Regions from separate parts of the Homo sapiens genome. Here regions 1 and 2 are each linked to region 3. The links are chromatin loops, found by intact Hi-C in ENCODE. Cell type or tissue: ascending aorta. All regions are shown on one strand. Each heading gives the region's core, and the rest is flanking DNA. Links, peaks and the distances in the headings are about the cores only. Region 1 overlaps PTPRD (protein tyrosine phosphatase receptor type D). Region 2 overlaps PTPRD (protein tyrosine phosphatase receptor type D). Region 3 overlaps PTPRD (protein tyrosine phosphatase receptor type D).

What was found. A loop is a pair of places that touch in the nucleus more often than their neighbours do. Peaks named below come from ENCODE experiments on the same cell type or tissue, not always from the same donor. Only the 100,000 strongest peaks of a DNase experiment are listed, where the experiment ranks them.
Region 1: a loop joins it to region 3, with 2.9 times the contacts of the local background. A loop is called at or near these places in 2 of 110 quality-filtered maps.
Region 2: it touches region 3 in a loop (2.5-fold over the local background); 3 of 110 quality-filtered maps call a loop at or near these places.

What each region holds. Positions count from the first base shown.
Region 1 is chr9:8,730,886-8,736,107 of GRCh38, reverse strand. It overlaps PTPRD (protein tyrosine phosphatase receptor type D), which reads left to right. Exons shown (of 46, transcript NM_002839.4): 12 at 2,162-2,328. The coding sequence starts at 2,265. Among named protein-coding and RNA genes, the nearest start is that of PTPRD-AS1, 120 kb to the left of the region's middle. In ascending aorta, for the core only: no CTCF peak of the experiment used is centred there; a DNase peak (open chromatin) is centred at 2,301; H3K4me3 peaks cover 1,073 bases; H3K27ac peaks cover 432 bases.
Region 2 is chr9:8,716,046-8,721,267 of GRCh38, reverse strand. All of the region lies in intron 12 of PTPRD (protein tyrosine phosphatase receptor type D), which reads left to right. Among named protein-coding and RNA genes, the nearest start is that of PTPRD-AS1, 140 kb to the left of the region's middle. In ascending aorta, for the core only: no CTCF peak of the experiment used is centred there; a DNase peak (open chromatin) is centred at 2,733; H3K4me3 peaks cover 1,078 bases; H3K27ac peaks cover 2,002 bases.
Region 3 is chr9:8,853,105-8,857,390 of GRCh38, reverse strand. All of the region lies in intron 11 of PTPRD (protein tyrosine phosphatase receptor type D), which reads left to right. Among named protein-coding and RNA genes, the nearest start is that of PTPRD-AS1, 2.8 kb to the left of the region's middle. In ascending aorta, for the core only: a CTCF peak has its summit at 2,153; no DNase peak of the experiment used is centred there; H3K4me3 peaks cover 1,955 bases.

The DNA.
Region 1 (5,222 bases), core at 1,271-3,770, 120 kb after region 3:
CATTCTCTAAATCATCCCTGATCCAGTTGTCAGTTAATCTTTCCAAAGCCTGGTTCCATGGTTCCTCTGCTCTAAAACATTAAATGGCTCTTTTTGTAGTTTGCTGAATAAAGGCCATTTGACTTAGATCGCCATCCAAGGCTCTCTGTGACCTATTTTTTTTTAAAGTCTGAATCTTCTTTTTTTTTTTTTTTTTTGAGACGAAGTCTCACTTGTCACCCAGACTGGAGTGCAGTGGCAGGACCTTGGCTCACCAAAACCTCTGTCTCCTGGGTTCAAGTGATTCTCCTGCCTCAGCGTCCCGAGTAGCTGGGATTACAGGTATGCACCACCACGCCTGGCTAATTTTTTTGTGTTTTTAGTAGAGACGGAGTTTCACCATGTTGGCCAGGCTGGTCTTGAACTCCTGGCCTCAAGTGATCCTCCTGCCTCGGCTTCCGAAAGTGGTGGAATTACAGGCGTAAGCCACTGCGCCTGACTCTGAACCATTTTCTTTTGCTTCATCTTCTGGTTTTCCTAATAGAAGATGGTTTCCCATGACTTCAACCAGAAGGTTCTCAAAGTGTGGTCTCTGGACTGGCAGCATCAGCATCACCCAGGAACATGTAGAAATGCAAATTTATGCAAATATGTGACCCAGTCCTGTAATCCTAGCACTTTGGTAGGCCAAGAGTGGTGGCTCATCCCTGTAATCCTAGCACTTTGGGAGGCTGAGGCAGGCAGATCACTTGATGCCAGGAGTTTGAGACCAGCTTGGTTAACATGGTGAAACCTTGCCTCTACTAAAAGTACAAAAATTACCCAGGCATGGTGGTGGGCACCTGTAATCTCAGCTACTTGGGTGGCTGAGACAGGAGAACCACTTGAACCTGGGAAGCAGCGTTTGCAGTGAGCCGTGATTGTACCACTGCACTACAGCCTGGGTGACAGAGTGAGACTGTCTCAAAAAAAAAAACAGAAAAAAAAAAACAAAAAAAAACCAAATTATTGAATTATTGGATCCCCACCACAGACCTACTGACCCACGAACTCTGATGGTAGTACTCACGCATCTGTTCTAAGAAGGCTTCCAGGGGGCCCCGTGCATGCTGACCTTTGGGAGGCCCTATTCCAACCAAACCAGGAAACTCAGGTTTTCCAAAGTTCCTTTCCCACTGCCCTGCCTTTGCATAGAATTCCTGGAATGCCTTTTCGTCATCTTGTTAAAATCCTGGTTAAACTTCAAGGCCTAGTTTGAGACACTATTTCCATGATGTCAGTCTTGATCCTATCTTTTATAGCATTATCTGGTTTTCCTTCCTGGCGCTAATCACTTATTAAATTGTACTAATCATCTGGTGTACCTGCTTTATTTTCCCTACTAATCTGGAAACAAAAATAATAGAACCTGACTCATCTTTCTGCCTTGAGACACCTTGTGCTGTCACTCTTGATGCCTTGCACACAGTAGGTGCTCTAAAAATAGTTTGTGGCTTTTTGATTTTACAGAGAAGACTGAGGAAATTAAACCCTTGCCCAGGAGGCATATAAAAATCCTGTTAAATGAAAGAGGCTCATGCTAACTATTGTTTTGACTTATTGATGCCAAACTAGACTTGAACATTGATGTGTCTTCAGGGAAGAAGCCAAATATGCTAGTGTAAAAAATTCTAACCTCTGCTATTTACCTGGAGAAGTTGAATTAGCCCTGTCATTTCAACTGATGCCAAAAAAGCAGCTTCCATTATTGTGTCAGTAATAGACTTTTATCCTGCATGGAGGAACTTCTCTTAAATCTTTCTCATAGCACTGGTGTGCTTCTTTGCACTGATGTATTTACGTAATGTTTCATAAGAAGTGACAGTTCCTTTTTTAGGTCTTTGCCCAAAAGGTGGCATAAGCAAAGAATGAAAGTCAAGGTGGTTGGCTTTAGGAGAGCCTAAAATTGGGAATGCGAGAGCTCCCACGTAACACAAACCCGGATAGTCTAAGACTCCTACATTTTACAAACCAAGTTATTTCCTTCCTAATACAAACAAAGTATGACAGTTACAATTTATTGTGTATTTACAATGGATTGTGTCTGTCATGGTGATTGTGATGGAACCAGGGGGGAAAGAGTAAGAAATCTAAGCACTTTTGTGTTTTCTTCCTTTTCTTTTCTCTTCCTCCCCGCTTTCAGGCTCTGAAAGTGTTCCAGCTGAAATTTCAGATCGGACAGACTCGCTGCGGCTCCGGAGGCAGTGATTCCAAGCTGCTCGCGCACGCTGCTGCCAAGCTGCAGGATGGTGCACGTAGCCAGGCTGCTGCTGCTGCTCCTCACTTTCTTCCTCCGCACGGATGCTGAGAGTAAGCCATTCTCCCCTTCTCTAGGGGGCTGTGACCATAATGAGTGGTTTTGTTTGCAGTTGGCACCAGGCTCAGGGCCTCTGAATACATTTCCTTTGGAAGTAAATCCTGAGACACTGCGGGATCCTCCTTGGCTACCAGCCAGCCTTTGAAAGAGATTATTGACGTGACTTCCTCACCATTTCCTCTCCGTTTTAATGCCCCTTTTCTTGTGCATCTAACTGCTCCTCCTGTTTATTTATTTTTTTATACCTCTTATCAGCCTGGTAGCAAAGATATTATGAGACCAAGGATATAACTCAAACTGAGGTTAACCAGTTGGTGGTGCCAATAAGTAAACATTGTTCAGACCCACTCAAAATTTCTTTATTTTTGTGGATCATTCCGTGTTTAGAAAAATGCACAATGTCACAATGAGCCTAATTAAACTTCCAAGCCCCTTGTAGCTGTCATAGCAGCTGTTCTAATGTACTGTTTCCGACAGCTGTCGTCGAGTACAGTATTGAAACAAATCAAGCAGAACTGACAACTTTGTGGCTGGATGAAGGGTCTGGAAGTATGAGGAGAATTCTGTGGACTAGAGACACCAAAGCTTGGATTACTGGACTCAATTTATGAAACTGCTATTGTGGTCCATTAACTTGACAATTAATGAGAAGATCACATCTTCCTAATTAGGAAATCATTAGGTCTACCTTGTTTACCTGCATTTATTTTCCCATCTGTCCTGTGGCTTTTTGGAAGAGATAGTATTGGAGAAAGGCATGTCTCGGCCTTGTACTCCCTGACATGTGTGGTTCCTTGGTAGTGGTTTAGTTCATACATGAGTTAGCCATTTTCTTTGGGAATCACCTAGTATGAGTAAAATGTGTGACATCTGCAGTCATTAACATTTCTCTCCACTATTTCAGTGAGATTAAATTTGACTCATGTTAAGGATGTTTCCAAGACAAGTATCCTGTGTCATCTTGGCCCCTTTCTATTAATTGCATTTTGACAGGAATTCCCTCACGAGCCACCAATTGCTTCATGGAAATAGGAGCTCTATTTTCTAAAGAGGTATTTTGAGAAGTGAAAGGAATAACATTAATAAGAAGATACATATGTAATATGCATGTTTTAAGCACAACATTCTCTGGTTAATAATGTATATAGTTTCCTAATTAGCACTTGGGAGTGTCAACTTAAGGTGAAGCCAAGGAATTTCGAGTCTAATGCCAGCAAATAATTAACTGGGAAAAGACCCAAATGTTAGATGTTCTTGTTATTTTAAAGCCATTTATGTCAAAGCTTATTTTAAAGGTGTAATCTAAATTTAGTTTATTAAAGAGAAATTGAGACTATGGTTTTATTATTTTTGTTTGGCTAGAGTGCAAAAGTAAGTTGTTTCACCATTGTTAATTTTTGGCAAAAGCCCATTTAGACCCTGGGAGCCCAGTTTAATGTCAGATCACAGCTAGAGTTTTTCTTAAAGTTACTAGATATAATTATTGTACGTCCATGAAGTTATATTTCCAGATAACTAAAAATGTTCTTCTACTGAGGAGTGATGCCTTTGCTTAATTCTCTGGTGAAAAGTGGCAGACAGATGTGGAGTTTAGAAAGGAAGACTTTTAAAATTGTGTTTGAAAAAACAATCTTTTCTGCAGATAACCGTCATCTTACTGGTTTTCTCCTCCATCTTCCTCTCGTTCTTCTTCATCACACTTCTTATGCTGTGTAGTCTTACAAAAGAAATCACAAAGGCCCTTGTTAGCAATTTTTAGTTAAGATATTTATCATGCTGTATGTTTTGTGATACCAGCTTTCAACCTTAAGATGTCCCTTGAAAAAGAATCTACTCCCTCTCACTCCTCCCATTATAGCTAAAAAGAGGAAGCAGGCTTCAACTTGGCCAAATCAATTTTGATTAGCTTTGTCCTTGTCTAATCAGCCTCCATGTAGTATATTTTCCTTTTCACAGATTCATTTGGCACTCTTGAATAGCATGTGTATTCTGAAAGTTATTGACGAAAGAGGAAAATTTAACCATATCTTTTAAGGTACATTTTAAAAGAAGAAGGGACATCCATTTGCAATCTACCAGAAGATACCTGTGGTTTGTGAAAGCACATGGTAGAGTCGGAGATATCATTTTAGTCACTAAAAATGTTTAAAAACAATTGGTAAAATAGGATCCAGATTATAACTTATCAAATACTGTCATTACCTTTTCTTCAAACACTGAAATAAAAATAAAGTTATAAGTAACACTACAGAAAAATTTGATTTATTCACTATCATATATAAAGATAATATTTTTCAGGCTTTTATTGCCTGGGTCACTGATTTGTTTTCTTATGCCTTCATTAGCACATCTAGCCTTCTTTGTTTTCCCTTTTACCTAACTGTGTTTCGTATTGATCCAAAGGATCAAGAGTTATTAATAGTAGCTTGTCAGAGTCATTTTAGAACTCTGAAATAATTTTTTCAAATGTTTGTCCTCCTTTGAAAAAGAAGACCATATGGGGATGGGAATGGAAAGAAACCACTCTAGTTTGCCATGTTAATTTAATGTGTCCAACTCACTCTCTTTTGAAATGATTAACTCCAAAAAGCCTGAGAGTCAGGGTTATAATCTGCTGTATAGAATGTCATAGCAAAGTACTGGGTGTGATGTTGCATTAAGGAGGAGGGCTCTTATAAGCCTTGGTTCAAACCTAGGTTGGAAAATTGTGATAATATCCCTCAGCAGAAAATTATAGTCTTTGCCATTGCCAGTTTAAAATGCCTTGTATATCCACTATTATTTGAAAAAGCTAGACGTGTGTTTGTATCTGATTTCTGTTCATTCCGGTGTCTTGAATGGCCCAGATGATTTTGCTTGTTGTTTCTTGAATGCATGTCTGGACAGT
Region 2 (5,222 bases), core at 1,698-4,197, 140 kb after region 3:
AGTAGGGATGGGGTTTTTGCCATGTTGGGCAGGCTAGTCTCGAACTCCTGACCTCAGATGATCCCCCTGCCTCGGCTTCCCAAAGTGTTGGGATAACAGGTGTGAGCCACTACGCCCAGCCAGTTTAAACACTTTATCTTCTTAATCTCATTTGTTCCTGAATATTCTAAGTGTAGGCAACATAATTTTTATCCTCCTCACTTCTCAGATTAAAAAAAAAAAAAAAAATCCAAGGGTCAGAGTAGATGACCTGCCTAGAGCAAAAAGGTGAATAGGTGATGGGGAAGGACCTAAAACACACACTCATGATTCCCTGTCCAGAGAAGAGGCAGAACAGCTGAAAAGAGCAGGCAAGAGAGCTCAAAATGCACAGCAGCCAGAGGGCCCAAGAGATGCCAGTGGGCATCAGGTCCAGAGTTATCCAGGTTCATTGTAGTTACTATGCCCCTCATTGATAGTCATCTTCAGGCCCTAGAGTCATGGAGGAAAGTTATGTCACAGTCACAGCTTACACACTGTGTAAGAATTGAGAAGCACTGAGTGGCTTTTAGAATGGCTTCTAATTTCAATTAAAAAAAAACACATCAATTTGGAAATTTTTGATTTCTGTGTGACTAGTGTTTCACTATAAAATGATTTCCATTCTTTTATTAGGCTTTCTTGTTCTTATTTGTCAATTTGATTATAAATTGTCAGCAGTAAGGTCTGCTTTCAAGATTTTGTCATTGTGATCATGTTGTCACTTTTTACTCATCATCATGGTGTGGTAAATTGGAAATCATGGCCAAAATATTTTACAGTTCCTCTCATCAAGGTGCAGTCCGTTTCCCCACTCCTTGAATGTGGGTTAGTCCCCTGACTGGCTTTGATCAGTAATAGGAGGGTGCAGAAGTGGTAGTACACCAGCTCTGGGCCTGGCCCTTCAGCAGCCTGGAAGCTTCTACTTTCACTCTCTGACATATTGAGTCATCATAGCAAGATGCTCAACTGCCCTGCTGAAGGGACCCCACAGAGAGGGAGAAATACTCAGCCAGCCCACACCTGTTGCAGCTGTCCCAGGTGAGGAGCTAGATATAAGAGCCAAGCCATCTTGGCATTCCAGCCAGAGTCCAGCCTCTTCTTCATGACTATAAGCCATATGAGTGACCACATGGGAGGTGGAGTTTAAAATCTTCTAGCTGAGGCCTGGAGGGAAGAATCATGTGCAAAGAAATCTTTGCCTTAAGCCATTTTTGAAGGGGTTTTTAACACAGCAATAAATAGCTGAAACACATGGTGATTACTGTTATCAAAATGAAGCATCTACCAGCTTGAGGAACAATCTTAGACCTGCAGTTTCCTCTGGAACTGTAACACAGATGGTATTCTAGATAACACACTTTTAAATGCAAGGTTTTTTTTTTTTCTTTTTCTTTTTTTTAGAGTAAATGAACACATTGATATACATTAGCTAAAGCCCTACTTGGCGCTAACATTTTAAAAGCCTTATACATTTTGCATGCCTTTTGACCAGAGGTCAGCAAATGTTTTCTGTAAAGAGCTATATGGTAAATATTGTTGGCTTTGTGGGTCTCTATCACAGCTATTCAACTCTGCCACTGTAACAAGAAAGTAGCCACAGCCAATACAAAATAAATGGGTAAAACAGTATTCCAATAAAACTTTATTTAAAAATACGTGCAGTGGGCCAGATTGTTCAAGAGTCCTAGTTTGATCACTCCTGCTTTTGACCTTACTCACCTGCAACTCCTCATCAGACAGGAGAAAGTGGAGAATATCAGCAAAGGACCTTGTTTAACCTGATGAAGTTAGTTAAAGGGAAGAGATTAGTTTGATTAGCCTCCTTTATCACTTTGCTTTGTTAGTAATGTTTATTGGGAGCAGATTAATTAGAAGAAATATGTTCAAGGAGCACATCTCTTGATAAACATAGATGTCTAATGGCGCTTAACCTTTAAAATGTATGCAGAAAAAGCTTTGCATGTTATTGCTCTTCATGTCTTTTGGGGGTGCTTCAGGTATTCAGCTGTTAGTGCCATTTCAAATTGCAAACTCCTGAAAAATGAATAATTTATCAGCTGAGGGATAGTTTTCATTGCACGGTGTGCCTGACATTTGGAGCTATGAACATCTTAAAAAAGAGGAAAAAAGTGCTGGAAAGTATTACATTTGCTTGGAAAGTTGTAAGGGGTCTGTGAAGAAACAGTTTGTAATCATGGGTCTCGAAGCCTGAGATTGGTTTCATAAAGGCAAATAAAAGCACAAAAGTCATGGTGAATTTGATCACATTATAGATGCTTCTGGTGTAGATATACTCTGTACCATTTTGGTGCTTATAAATCAAAAGCAAAATAAAACTAATGAGAAAACACCATTGATCCAGCAGCAAACGCTCGGAAATAACACTACGCTCCATCGTGCCAGCAAACTGAAACGCTTTTGTGGGAGGTGGGAATGAGAAGGTTCAGAATTGGAATCCCTGGCTCACGTGGGAAAATTTAAGAACGAACTATGGTCAGCTTGTCCTGGCAGTAAATAGGAGGCACACGTTTCTGCAGATGTAGGAAGGGCATACCTATATTCTTGTAAGGACTGAGGTTGTTTAGAATTGTATAGAGAAGGCGGACTAATTAGATTAAACAAAACTCTTGGCTTAATATGAAGGAAAATGACTAATAGTTAAGTCTATTCAACTATGGTGTAAACTCTCAGGGGAAAGAGTGAGAGCCCCACAGCATGACTCATTTGATGTAAGCAGCAGAAACCACTGTGGAGAACTACTATTTCTGAAATAATCCAAACTACATCAGAAAAGGTTATAAAAAGACTATTTAGCAACTGAACAACACATACTTCTTTTTCATTTCAATTGTTGTGATTTGGAGTGAGAGGGAAACGAGGGGTATTATGATAATTATAATAAAACAGTTACTTGCGTTCTGAGATCTAGTTTCTCTAGAGAGCTTGTAGTTTAACAAATGAATCTGACACCCCTACTGGGCAGGGAATAATTGGCTTAAATCCCTTTGGTGTATTTACTCAGGCCACTAGATTGCTTTTTCTAGCCTGAAGAAAGCTTTGACAAATTATGATCACCAACATTTTGCTAGCCCAAAAAGTGCTTTCTGATTTTCCAGCTTTACAAGCATTCTCCCCTTCTCCCTTTCTTACTTCACAGCTTTGCCTTTCAGGTCTCACCTCCTCTTCCAGGTCCATCTTTTTCTGCTGTCTTCATCCACTCTTATTTAGTGCTCACTATGTTGCAGGCATTTGAGTTACAAGGAAGATAGACCCAAGTCACTGCTGTCAGACTAGTGGTAAAGATAATTATAATAAAGGGAATTCAGGGCAGGAGGTAGATATATGCACAGGATGCTACCAGGAGCGGGTTCCTTATTGGAATTTACAGGGAATGTTCATAGGTGTGCCGGAGACAGAGAAATTGTGGAGGGCATTAAGGCAAAGCTAATGATCTTGGAACTTGTCCGGTAAAACGGTGATTCTCAACTTGATAAAACATCAGAATCACTTGGAATAGAATGTAGACATGTAGGCCCCACACCAACTAATTTAATAAAAACATGTGAAGGTGAGGATCAAGCATAGCTAATTTAAAAAATGCCCCTCAGTTTATTCTCAAGTGAGGCTGAGTATTACAAATTACTAGGGAACCCAGTGAAAGTTTTAAACTGGGAAGTGTTGTGGCCTGACTTGAATTTTCAATAGGTCACTGGCAGCTATGTGGAGGATGCGTTGGAGGGTGGAAGACCAGTTAGGAGACTGCTGTGAAGTCAAATAGAATGAGGGTCTTGAGGATCTGAACTGTATTTTTGAATATGGGATACCAAAGGACCCTATACAAAACTTATTCAAGAGGTGGAATTTGCAGGATGTCATGATGAGTTGACTTTATAAGTGCTTGATGAGTCATAGAAGGGACAGCCAGAGAGGATGAGACGTAGGTTGGGGAGGATACACTTTGTGTATTTCTCTTCCATCCCTGCTTCTCCCCCCAACACACCTAATGCACATTGATACGGTTTTTGTGTCTCTCCTAGAGGTATCATAGTTTTCATATGTTACTTTTAGATGTATTTGTCTAACTTTTCTTTCTTTAATTCTTTTTTGAGACAGTGACACACTCTGTCACCCAGGATGGGGTACAGGTGCAACCCCTGCCTTCTGGGCTCAAGGACATCAGCCTCCCCAGTAGCTGGGATTACAGGCACATGCCACCATGCCTGGTTAATTTTTTGTATTATTTTGTAGACAAGGGGTTTTGCCACGTTGTCTAGGCTGGTCTTGAACTCTTGGGCTTAAGCTATTTGCTCCCCTTAGCCTCCCAGAGTGCCCAGCCTAAAATTTTCAATTCTCATACAAGTTTATTTATTCATCTCAGATTCTGCCTCACCCCCAACCCCCTACATTCCAATACTGGGCCTTCCATACAGCCAGTGACCAGGAGAGTAACATTCATTATTGAGGTAGGCCAGTTCAACTGTTTCGAAAGTTTGTGTTGTATCTCATGAGGGAAGCCACCACCCATTCTCTTCTTCCTATTTGGGAGTGCATGCTCCGGATCCTTTGATTTTCCTAGTGCAGCTTAAAGTCTAGGTTTATATGTGAACCATCCCCTAGGTTTTACAATAATATTGAGGCTAAAGGAAGTACATCTTTGGGATGGATCTCGTCTGCGACTATAGGCTTTCAATCTCTGTGTAGGGCCTCTAGAAATTTGTAGAACTGAAATGAATAAAATTTCTCAATACCAGCAGTTTCCAGCTATTTCTGTGCTTAACAATAGGAAATGTAAGAATTGGCAGCAAACATTTGGGCTGATTCTGTTTGTGTAAAGTGAATTAGAGAATGGATTCTATTACCTAGTATCTTACACTAAAATATGAAGCAGAAGGACACATTTGAAGTACTTTAACCACAATTACATAGATACTTCTAGTGAATGTGAATTTGGGATGATGAATTATTCATTTAAATCCTTTGGTTCTCCTTGTAGGTTCTAACAATGCCAGGTTTACAGACCTTAGGTGTCTCCTAGCCCAAGGGTGGGGAGAGAGGCTCCCCCTCTCTTCTCCTGGTTTCATCCATCCTCTGGAGTCAAGTTATTAGGTTATTAGGTTGGTGCAAAGGTAATTGCGGTTTTCGCAATTAAATAGCTTGGTTGCTGGAGCTCCTTTTTTCTCTTAGGGACTGCTGTGGCTACC
Region 3 (4,286 bases), core at 956-3,455:
AGAGAATGGGGGTGTCCGGGTATGTGTATTTGTGCGACCCCCGCTCTCTCCTCCTAGGGTGGGCGTAGTATTGGGGGCAAATGGTGGAGCGGTGGGGCAATCCACCCTTACCCAGGGATCCTGCCACCGCCTTTTTTAAAGGCAGGGATTACTGTTTTAAGGAGGGCTGACTACGGTGAGGGGGCGATTTCTTTTTCTTTCTTTCCTCTGAACTAGTGGGGAGAAGGAGAAATAGCAGGAATCAAAGTCTACGCAGCTGCCATAGAGGAGGGGGATTGTTTGGGAGACCTTCCCGTGGCAGAATCAAAGCTCGTAGTTCAGCTGCGGGAATCTGGTGTACTTAACACACACATTCATTCCGTAGGGAAGGGAACGCATCTTTTATAATGAAGAGTCAAAGTTGTAAGAAACAATTTAAAAAGAAAGCCACGAACAAACCAAAGATTATTTGCTTTCCCATAGATTTATTGTAGCTTTTATGTGGGTGTGTAGAAAACTTGCATTGCTTCTCTGGACGTTGATTTTCATTTAAAAGCACTAGCAAGTGAAGTCAGTTTTTAAGTCTTATGCTTAAAAAAATCTTGAACACCAAGTGTGAGCTTGGCTTTCATTAATTTGGTGTTCCAGGATTCCAGATAGTAGTTCCATTCTCCAAAACCAGGACTATCACAATCCACTTTTATTGTTTCCAGTTCGCCTCCCAGTACGCTACTTGCCAAATGTCTCCTCCGTTTTCTAAAATTCTCAGAGTAATCCCCCAGCCTCATCTACAGTTTGCACCTTAAGTATCTAGGAAGATTCCTGAGGGCTCGTTCTCCTTGTATTTCCTCTTAAAGTTATATATATATATTTACATGTGCAAAGACACAGTGCCAGTGACTTAACAGAGTGTAGCTCACACAGTTTGAACCTCTCAGAGGCTAGTAACTGCTTATGACTTGAAATAGGTTTGCTGTTAAATTTACTGAGCTACAAATGTGGACTTTATCCTTTGGTGTATTCTTTTCTAACCATCCTGTAGCGCATCTCTGGGGACTTAGTTCAACCATAGATACTTCTGACCATTTTCAGTATTTTTTTCTCTGTTTCAAAGTGCACACACCAACCACTCAACTTGAGTAAAACAAGGATGATATACCAAAACTTGAAACATTCTGATGTAAAGGGATCTGTAGAGATAATAACTTAAGATTAAGTTGTATATGTAATATAATAATACCCAGTAAAAGGCTTAGTATCTTACTTACTTTGAACATATATTCTGCTTTATGCTACAGACACTATAGCAAAAAGAGAACACATTTTCAATGTTCCGTGTCTGACTTATGGAAACAGACATCCTAAATGGACAATAAAATTTTCCCTACCTCCCACATTCCATAATTATGTACTGTACTTTGCTTTTCAATGGAGCTAGCAATTCTGTGGCAGATTTCTTAAATTCACCCTCATGCTATCAGCTATTATTGTACTTTCAAAGTGTGAAATTGACAAGCTGGTCAGTTTCATGAATTCAGCTGTCAGATTGTGTCCAGTTAAAAATTGCTAAAAGCTGTAAATGTGCCTGCCTGGAATTTTCTTTTGTGAAGGAAGGACAGCAAGGGGATGGGGGATTAATGGGTGTTATTAATTGTAGATCTTTAAAAATAGATGGACTCCAATGTGAGTTGTATCACTGGCTGTTACTGGGAAATACGTTTAGATTTTTACTCCTGTAAAAGTGGCATTCAATTTTTATCTGTATCTTATTTTAAATAGTACTTTGCATAGAAATCATCTGTTCTTATAGCCCTCAGTAATATATAATAGGAATAAGATTCAAATAGGAACACTGTCTCTCTCAAATATATTTTAATATAGTTGAGTAATGTATTATTTTTGCATGACATGTAAAAAGGTGGATGAATTAAACATTTTATTGTGTAGGTTATGTAACACAGATTCTTCTTGGGCCAGAGCAGTTGTGCAGTTACTCAAGTAATGAAATGCAGCAATTTATTTTAATATATGTGCGTTAGAGTAGATAACCATAGATGTAAAACTGCTTAAAGTATTAAATACAGTGATTTGATTTGCCTTTTAAGATTGACACTTATTTAAATCCAGAATATCTCAAAGTCTGGAACTAAGAATTGGAATCCCCTCATCTGCTGCTATTTGCTAAGCCACTAGGGGCCTGTATAACTGTTCTTATATCCAGGAGGTATCCTGGTATGGCATATGCAAACCCTTCCTAGAGAGACATTAAAAAAAAAAAAAAATTCAAGTAGGCATTCCCCCAAGTTTTTGTTTTTTCCTTTTTAATACATTAACTCATATTCTGATACTAGTTATAGACAATGATTGAAGACTATTTCAAGAATTTTATTTAGGGCTTCTCTGGCACTATGATTTTCCATATAGAGTGTGAAAAATAGAAAAGAGAAAAGGTATTGGTGCAAATTCATATGTGATTCCAGTTCTCAGTGTATGACAAAGATAAACAAGAAGGAACATTAATAACTTTTCTTTATTGGACTGATAAGGATGTTATTTGCATAATGTAGGGTTAAAAGATAAATGAAGCAGAATTACTTTAAGGGAAGTATAGGCATAGATTGATGATGTGATTAAAGTAGCTTTGTAAGCGCTGTACAAGTTTGTATGGAAAGAAAATCTGAGGCTGTGACCACAGTTTAGTTAGCACTTGAGGGACCTGGACTGAAGACGCACTATACATTTTTAAGTGTCAGTTTCACAGATTTGAAATCGACCAGCCATGGCAATCTTGAGAGACATTAGGCAGTGAGGTCAAGTATACTTAAACTGTTCTTTCGTTGATTTTCAATTTTTCAAACTGACAAGGGTGACTGTTTGTAAAAGAGTACACTGTAAGTATTTGCATATTAGATTTCCTTCAGACCAAACTTGATTTATCAAACCATTGGACAATTCTATTTTTAAAAGGATTCTATGCATAATTAAGAATTCATTAACACAATCACATATGAAAAGTGTCATTTCAAGAAAGGTGAATATTTCAAAGATGACTTCATTTTAAAACTATCCTTCCTTAGTTTACCTTTTATTTTAAAACAACCCTTCTTTAGTTTCATTGTGTATTTGCAGGCAGTATAAGAGTCAAGTGTGTGTGTGCTCTTGTGCTCTAACTTGTGATCCTAGGAGCATCAGACTTAGGTTTACACTTAAAATATCTATGCAGAAAGCCTTTAATCATGGTACCTTTTTAATTCCCAAAAGTTTCTAGGAATCTCGAAAATAAACTTTACGTTTTATGTAGTGTACTCAACTTAGTGGTCACGAAATATACAGGATTTGTATTACATGCCCAGATATATGAAGTGCTAAATATAGATATAATTATCCAGTTTTCCCAGAGTATTCAAAAAATGCTTTACTTTTTCCTATTTTCTTAAAGTGATAATAGTTACATGTGATTTAAACCAAATTTAGTCTGAATCTCTTTTGGTTTTATGGAGTTATTTACCTTTTTTTGTTGTTATTTCATCTTTCTACTGTTCAGTTTCTTTGAAAATATCTTTTAGGAAAGCTGCTTACTTGTGATGGCAAAGAGGCAGCTTACTGCCTCAAGCAAAACCAGTGTTTTAAAACATTCTTTTTTATATTATCAGTGATTTGCCAAGAAAGAGCAAAGAGAAGAGTTATTCTCTCTGTGAACTACAAGATTGAGAATTCCTATGTAACACATCAACTGAAGAAATCTGATAATGTGGAAGAAGATTGCTTAGAAGGAATTTGTCAGTAAATTTCATTTGAACAAGCATCACTTGTTTAAGCTTCTGTAATTTCATGGCACAGTGACATTTCTACCAAAGGATAGGTTTGTTTGGGATACATTTTCTATATGGGTAATCTCATTTGCTTCTAATTGGTAGCTGGTGACACTTATTAAAATGTCATGCTTGGCTTACATCTGTTTCCACAAAGTGTCCAAATTCTCTCCCTTTTTTAAAAAAATAAAAATGGATTTCAACTCTCCACAATTAAGCCCTTAAGAAAGATAGCTAAAAGAATATGTGACTTGTGCTTCCTGATTGTTCATTATATGAAATTATAGCCTCAGATGTAAAAGTTCAGCATTTTCTTTGCGTCATAAGTCTTAGGAAGGTCAAAGAGCAAATGCTTATATGTTACAGCAGTCTGACTTAATGTAACCTAAATAATAATGCCATCACAATGGTGCTAGACTGGAGAATTAATGAATTAGAATTCTTACGAAACATAGTTCAAAAGATTACACTGAAGACCTGTGTCTCTCATTTCCC